Regions from separate parts of the Mus musculus genome. Here regions 1 and 3 are each linked to region 2. Evidence: chromatin loops called from intact Hi-C (ENCODE). Cell type or tissue: heart. All regions are shown on one strand.

Evidence for each region. Peaks named below come from ENCODE experiments on the same cell type or tissue, not always from the same donor. Only the 100,000 strongest peaks of a DNase experiment are listed, where the experiment ranks them.
Region 1: a loop joins it to region 2, with 4 times the contacts of the local background. A loop is called at or near these places in 24 of 42 quality-filtered maps.
Region 3: it touches region 2 in a loop (2.7-fold over the local background); 2 of 42 quality-filtered maps call a loop at or near these places.

Annotation. Positions count from the first base shown.
Region 1 is chr13:114,986,077-114,988,576 of GRCm38, reverse strand. Itga1 (integrin alpha 1) reads left to right here. Exons shown (of 29, transcript NM_001033228.3): 16 at 808-974; 17 at 2,311-2,447. Among named protein-coding and RNA genes, the nearest start is that of Itga2, 55 kb to the right of the region's middle. In heart, a CTCF peak has its summit at 1,257 (motif pointing left); a DNase peak (open chromatin) is centred at 1,116; H3K27ac peaks cover 408 bases.
Region 2 is chr13:115,218,797-115,221,296 of GRCm38, reverse strand. No RefSeq gene overlaps it. Among named protein-coding and RNA genes, the nearest start is that of Gm25985, 100 kb to the right of the region's middle. In heart, a CTCF peak has its summit at 1,386 (motif pointing right); no DNase peak of the experiment used is centred here.
Region 3 is chr13:115,158,402-115,160,901 of GRCm38, reverse strand. No RefSeq gene overlaps it. Among named protein-coding and RNA genes, the nearest start is that of Gm25985, 44 kb to the right of the region's middle. In heart, no CTCF peak of the experiment used is centred here; a DNase peak (open chromatin) is centred at 1,311.

The DNA.
Region 1 (2,500 bases), 230 kb after region 2:
TAGCTGAATCAGTGACCTCTCCATCCAAAGAAAGACTGTCTTCAGACACAGAGCAACTGAGATCGATGAAGGAAGATCCTAACATCAACCGCTGCTCTCTGCGTGCATATGCGTACACACAAGGAGTGGGGGAAAAAAAACAGAAATGTAAAAAAAAAAAATAAATACAACAATGATGTTGTATTAAACTGTAAAGCTGGACACTTCAGACAGTAGATGATTCACACCCTAGGCAGACGACGGGAACATTAAAGGTTTGATCATGCTACTTGAGACAGTACATAATTGAAAACATGACTGTTTTCTTCCTGGAGTTTTAAAGTAACTTGGAAGTTACGTGAAACAGCACACACTCTCAGTGTTTCAAACATCATTCTTCTCCCAAGAAACAAAAGCAAGGCCGTGTCACAGAACAGAGAACAGAGAAGTGTTAGAGTTTTAGGGAAAGCCGGGGGGGGGGGGGGGGAGGTGCTGGAGGGACAACTAGTTTTCTAGATGCCTTTGAACCATTTCCTCATTGGAAACTAACTCACAGATCCCCCAAATACCATTTTGATTCCGAGCTCACACCCGGCCACTTGGTACAAAGTCTTCTGTCTTTGAACTAAACATCTGAGATGGCTCTAAACAGCAGGGGTCTCCGAGGACAGGAGATAAAATCTTTTCTCAGTCAAACAATCATTGCAGAACAATAGTCGTGAAAGCACATATAATATACAAAGCAGAGTGTCCTCTGATGCACCCACATTACCCTAGCAAGTTAAATGCAACAATGTGCGAGTCATCTCACTGTTTATGTGTTTGCAGGGCCAGAGATGTGGCTGTAGTTAAAGTGACCATGAATTTTGAACCCAACAAAGTGAATATTCAAAAGAAAAACTGCCGTGTGGAGGGCAAAGAAACAGTATGCATAAATGCTACAATGTGTTTTCATGTGAAATTGAAGTCTAAAGAAGACTCAGTTTACGAGGCTGGTAAGCATTATGGTTGTCGCGTGCACTTTGGGGCAGCGGAGACTTCATTGGCTCCAGGATGATGGCCTCTCCCAAGCATAATAAACTGCTCATGACATTTGCCCAGTGAGTGCGTCCACCCTTGAAACCACTCCTGCTCCAGGAGGAACAATAGTGGGAGCCTAGTCAACTCCGCAGCAGAAAAGAGATATCTGAACACAATGACCTCAAAATTCCATGTTTTCCTGTGCTTCCCCATATGTTTATAAACACTCACAGATAGCATTTAAAAAAGAATCATTTCCCTTCTACTGCCCCCTCCTGGGAAAGGCTGGTATTATAGATGACCTGATGATTTCAAATGACAAATACCCCTCCCTGCCCCACCACCTCCCCAGCCCCAGCCCTGATCCCATTGTTCTTTTCCCACTGAGATCAGACTTCTATTTTTAGCCACATATGGGGGGTTATAGTTTGGTGGCGGAGGCGGGGGGGGGGGGACGCTGGATGTATTGTGTCAACCTGTGTGTCCCCTCTGCCTGGTGTTCTGAGCTTTCTAAGACAGTCTTCATTGATGTTGAAATACATTGGGGTCAAACTGTGAGGGCCATTGGCTACAGAATTGTGGTTTACTCCACAAACAAAATACAAAGGCAATAAGGAAACTCACTAATCTTTAAGATTAAACTGTCTTAAGTTTCTCTGGTTGTGCCTCTCTGATAGTCTTTTGACTCAAAGGCAAATGAAATGCAGAGATAGCCATAAAGACTTAGGCTTTCATATGCAACACTATTTTATATTTTTTAATAAAGCACATAAAGGAGATTTGTTGTCCTCTTATAAAGAAAAAGGACTCACTCACATTCTTTACTGTGGCTTGCTTATTTTATGGACTTTCCTAGTGTTTTGGTCATAATCTAATTGACGCATTTCTACAAGATGGTAAAAAAAATGGTCATTGTTTATTTTCTTTTCTATTGAAATTTATTTGAAGTCAATCAGTATTCCAGGCAGTTTTCCAGTATCTCTAAACTATAAAAATTATTTAAAACAGAAATTGAGTAAATGAAGACTTAGTTAATAAATCAGAGTTCACATGTATGCCTATGTGAGTGTGTGTGTGCATACATATATTACACATAATTATAACGTAAATGTTCAGTGCATGGTCAAGTCTGAGAGCCATTCTATAGACTCCCTTGAGGTTATGCCCATGAGAGCTTCTATCTCTTTATCGTAGCAATGTAGGTCTTCTTTGTGTAGGATCTCCTACTGATTCACTTGCTCGAACTTTTGCTCGCTAGTTCAACACAGTAGATCAGGTGAGTGTCTATCAGTTTTCCTTTCCTCTTTGTAGATCTGCAGTACCGTGTCACCCTTGATTCGCTGAGGCAGATATCACGGAGCTTTTTTTCTGGAACTCAGGAAAGGAGGATTCAAAGAAACCTCACCGTTCGAGAATCCGAATGCATCAGGCACTCCTTCTACATGTTGGCAAGTAAATCCTGTGTTACAGCTGCCTTTCTCCAACGTGCGAGTGTTGCGTG
Region 2 (2,500 bases):
GAGGAAATAGAGGGCTTTGCAAAGACAAAGATGTTTTTTAAAAGGTGGTGGTAGAACTGAACAGATGTGTGTCTATTTTGTAGATTAGATTATAAAGAACTTCAGTGAATAAAGGTTCAATGATTAAAGCATCCACATAAACAACACTGATCAAATACAATCATATAAGAAATGGAGGGTGATCATTTCATCTAAAAAAAAGCATAAATGCTTGAAGTATCCACTTTGCTGTTAATATTGCACAAAATAAAAGATTTTTTTCTTAACTATAAAGGCATCTTTGGCAACCCAAGACGTAAAGTGTCTTGCTAGGAGAGTTGGACTCGAGAGCTGGATCATTTATTAAAGTCAAGGCTCACAACCAAGACATCAAGTTGCAGAGTTAAAGGAAGTGATGAAGATTATAAATGCAAGCTAATTGTTTCACAAGATGAAGACTGAGTCGTTGCCTTAAGATCTAAGTAATAATGAGAAACGGCTTCCTCCTCTTTTCAAGTCCCATTCAGCCCGGGAAAGAGTAGAGGTAGGGAAATGATCCCTCTAGTTTCTCACACTCAACATGGAAGCTAACCCGTAAATAGACTCAAAGTGCAGGGACTCGGGTAAGAAGAACAGCAGCCTCAGAAAATGCTGAAGGCTGTAGTTCAAGAAGCCTACCTCTCCTTTTCTAACAGGGTTTTCTGCCAAAACTAAAATAAAATCGACCCTGGAAAACCTTCATGACACTGTGGCTCTGGTCTAATCTAAAGGCTGATATAACTTTAGCTTGAATGAAAAGGAACAGAGGATTTTTCGTATGTGTAGATGCATTGTGTCGTCGATTAGAAGGTGGGGAAGCGTGTGGGGGACTTTTGGGATAGCATTGGAAATGTAAATGAAATAAATACCCAAAAGAAAGAAAGAAAGAGAGAGAGAGAGAGAGAGAGAGAGAGAGAGAGAGAGAGGGAGAGAGAGGGAGAGGAAGGAAGGAAGGAAGGAAGGAAGAAAGAAAGAAAGAAAGAAAGAAAGAAAGAAAGAAAGAAAGAAAGAAAGAAAGAAAGAAAGAAAGAAAGAAAGAAAGAAAACATTTGTTCTGATTTACCAGAATCTGACTTTCTGAGAGAAAAATTACCAGGAACTTCAATTCCTTAGTGTCTCTAAGGAATCATTAATTCCTCTGTCACATCTCTGCTATCTGCCCTAAATCCATCCCCAGTCACCCTACAGCATAAGTGGCATCTTCTCGGTGTCTCCCTGGGTAGAAAGGAAGATAAAATTGATAACGACTGAGGATTCTACTTAGATCAAGTGTTCCTTGCAGGTATTGATTTTGTTTTCTTATCTTAACAGCCAAGCTTAAAGTCTTAAATCTTAAACAGACTATTTGTTATTTCAAGTTGTAGCCACAAGGTAGCAGAATGACTTAATTTTAACTCCTTCTAAAACCTATTAAGCAACTCAGGAAACATGTTGGAAATATGATCATGCTGTAGTACAGGAAAAATATAAAATTAAATATGTGTTTTTCTTAGGAAAAACAACTTTTAAAATGTAAGGCAAAAATGGTGGTAAGGGAATCAGATATTCTCTTGTTAATGAGGGGCACTGAATGTGTGGAACTAAAATTACAGCCATATTTGACTTTTCTTAGTTGCCTCATTTGCTAAATCCCCAAACCAAAATATCACAATTAATAAAAGAATATCATACACAAATTTATGTTTATTTATAGTCAATAATCAAGGACTAGCGTATAGAAGTATATAAATTTCCAAACAAGCTTTGTTTTTATAAATTAATGACAGTAATTAATATTAAAACTGTTCAAATCTTTGGAGATTGAAGTGATACATATGCATATATGTAAATATGAGTTTCTCAATAATTCCCTGCTCTTATTATTGTGAATAAATCATTAAGATTTGTAGCTGGATTACGAAGTGAACATAAAAAGGAAGAGAATATTGTATTCTGTTTTATTAACTAGTAGATGCACTCAAAATGCAGTAATGAAATATATTTAAAGAAAGTAAGATGCCTAATCTTAATAGCTGCGGATGAGACTTCTCAGAGTCGAGCTATAAACGTGTCTCAGGAAGCCCGTCCCTGGATGCTTGCTGGCATTCCTTTGTATGTCTGCCTAAGAGCAGAAGTCTGAGAAAACAGATAAGCCTTCTTCTGTGATAGTGAGACTGACAGCCCAGACTCGGGGAGAAGTCTATGAAGAATGCCAGGGCCAAGGGCGTTTCTCACCCCCTCCAAAAAAATACCTTCTTTTCTTTACACCAGAATTTCAGGCAGAACCCTAGTATCAAGTATGTTACATTCTGACAAATGCTAAATATCCCATTAGACTCCCCATAAAAGACAAAGGAGAAAATGTAGGTCACACTAGGGGAGTACACAGACACATAAAGGGAAGTGCCATAAGATATACCTATGTGTAATTATATAATTACAGAGTGATAGCAAAGAGGGTAAAATTGGAAGTCAATCCTTTGTTAGTGGAAAAAAATGCAAA
Region 3 (2,500 bases), 60 kb after region 2:
CCCTTTGTAGAAACCATTACACTCTTGGCTGCTGATCAAACTGCACCCGACAGAAGTCTTGCTCTGTTAGCTCAATGAAACTTGAAAATGAAAGGTTTTTTTTTTTTTTTTTTTTCAAAATACAACTCTGGAGGTTACTTGGCACGTTCCAACATGGCTAAGCCATATTATTTGGCCTCAGATTAATCTATCATTTTGGGGATCAAAAATCAATCTATGGGGGTTGATGAGATGGTTCAATGTGTATGGTGCTTTTCTACAGTTAAAAAACAAAAGGTACATGATGTTGAAAGGAGCGGTACAAAGTTACTTCTTTCACTAGTCTAATCGTCAACCTCTTTGGAGACCTAAGAAGGATATATTATAATCTATCAAGCAAGATGACAGACATACATTCCCTAGAAGGACACCCTACTAGGTTCCTAAGTATGCACCTCAGCTGTTTGTTCTTGGGTCTGAAACCCAACATTTGTACCACGCACTGCAATCCCAGCACTAGAGAGGCAGAGATGGGTGGATTCCTAGGGATCCCTGGCCAGGGAATCAAACTTACTTACCAAGATCCCTGCCAATGAAGGACCCTGTCTCAAAAAAATGGAAAACAGCACCTGAAGTTTTCCTATGGCCTCTGCTCATACCTGCATGCACACGCACACGAGTGTGAATGCACACACACACACACACACACACAGGACTTTATTTTCACTCTTCTATATGTTTTCAATAGTAGGATCTTAACACTTATTATTTTAGTACTCCATATTCCGATGGCAGATATGTTCTGTAAAGATAAGACAAACTTTTCCTACTTTAATGAGTTTTTTGTTTTTATGGCTATGATCACTCACCCAAGCAATTTTGTCCTAATTTAAGATGTGTTTGGTTTACTATAATGTTGTTGGAGCCTTAATGACTTCTGGGGGAGTCTGGAGTTAATATTTGTAAGATAGTTATTCATGTTTTGTGAAAAAGAATCATTCTTCATATTTGTTCAATTCATAACTGTAGCAGTTGTTCAGCTTGGAATCTTTTGATGAAATTAATACTTAACATTTCTCTTATAGCTCAGACCCCATACCACAATATAAGCTAAGCCCTAACTCCTCCTCCTTTGGAACATAATATTATGCCTTGAAGATGGCTGACTAGATTGGAAAGTCAAAGGCAATCCTCTGCCCACTCCTCTCCTCTAAAGGGACCGGTTAAGATGGTGACATTGATATTAGCTCTCCAGGCCTTGGGAAGCTATTCCACAAAATACATCATCTGTTTCCTGCTTCAGCCTGAAATCTCATTTGCAGCCAAGTGGCCTGCTCCTGGGTTCATGGCTTTCTTATCTCTTCAGCTCCCATCTGCAGCTGCACGTCTGGTAATTCTGTAAAGGCAACCTGATGTCCGCCTCTGGGTTTCACCTATTTTATTGTTCCTCTGACTCAACTATAATCTCCTGTCTTTTGTCATCTAAATTTTTTGTATGCTTATTGTTCGTCTCTGCTGGTTTGGATTTTTAGTCTTAAATAACAGCGGCACCCTCTGTGAGTCAGCCCAACCCCCACCTCTTTTTTCAGATTCTCTCCATATGTCCCCCCTCTACCTCCTTTCTTGCTTTCTTTCCAGCTTAAAACCTTCATTCTTTCTACATCCTGACTGGAGTTTACTGACTAAACTAGCCAAATTGGTTTGCTGCAGGTTCAGTGAGAGAGCTTGCCTTAAAAACCTAAGACAGAGGAACAATTGAGGAAGATATCTAAGGAGGACCTCTGGCTTCCACATGTATACATATATAGACACACATGAACACATATGCATGAGTGCTCGAGCACACACACACACACACACACACACACACACACACACAAAGGAAATATCAAGCTCACAGTCCAGGCACTGGGTTTGATCTCCAGCACTGAAAAAAATAGTGATAAAAATAAGGGATAAAAACCAAGTTAACAAAAAGACGAGAAAGTTTACTAACGTTTTGCAGACAGTTTGATCAGAGTTGTACACTTGGGCTTACATGTTTCCTAGCCTTAGAAATCCATAGGTACTGTGATCAAGCATCTGGTAGGAGTTTTTAAATTATTAAACATTACATAAAATTGCTAGCCAGCAGTTATAAGACAGGTACTTTCCAGTTTCTCTAACTATAATACATCCATCCCCCTGCGTGCATGATCCTTCAATTACTGTTTTGCATTCTCCAACAATATCTAGTCGAACCTGTACTTCATTCCCAAAACATTGCTGTCAAACCCCACTCCTTTACCTACTACCATGGTTTTCCAGGAGTCATCATCCAAAACATGAGGTGACTGTAGAAGTGCAGACCCTACTTCCAGTAAGATAAATCACTCGTGACGATTAGAAAGCACATTGCACTCAAAACTAATTTAAAAAAAAAAGAAATCCACCACTTTGCTTTGGTCTAAAGAATGCTTGGGCTGGAGACATGGCTCAGTGGTTAAAATCACTGGCTGCTGATCTTCCAGAGGTCCTGAGT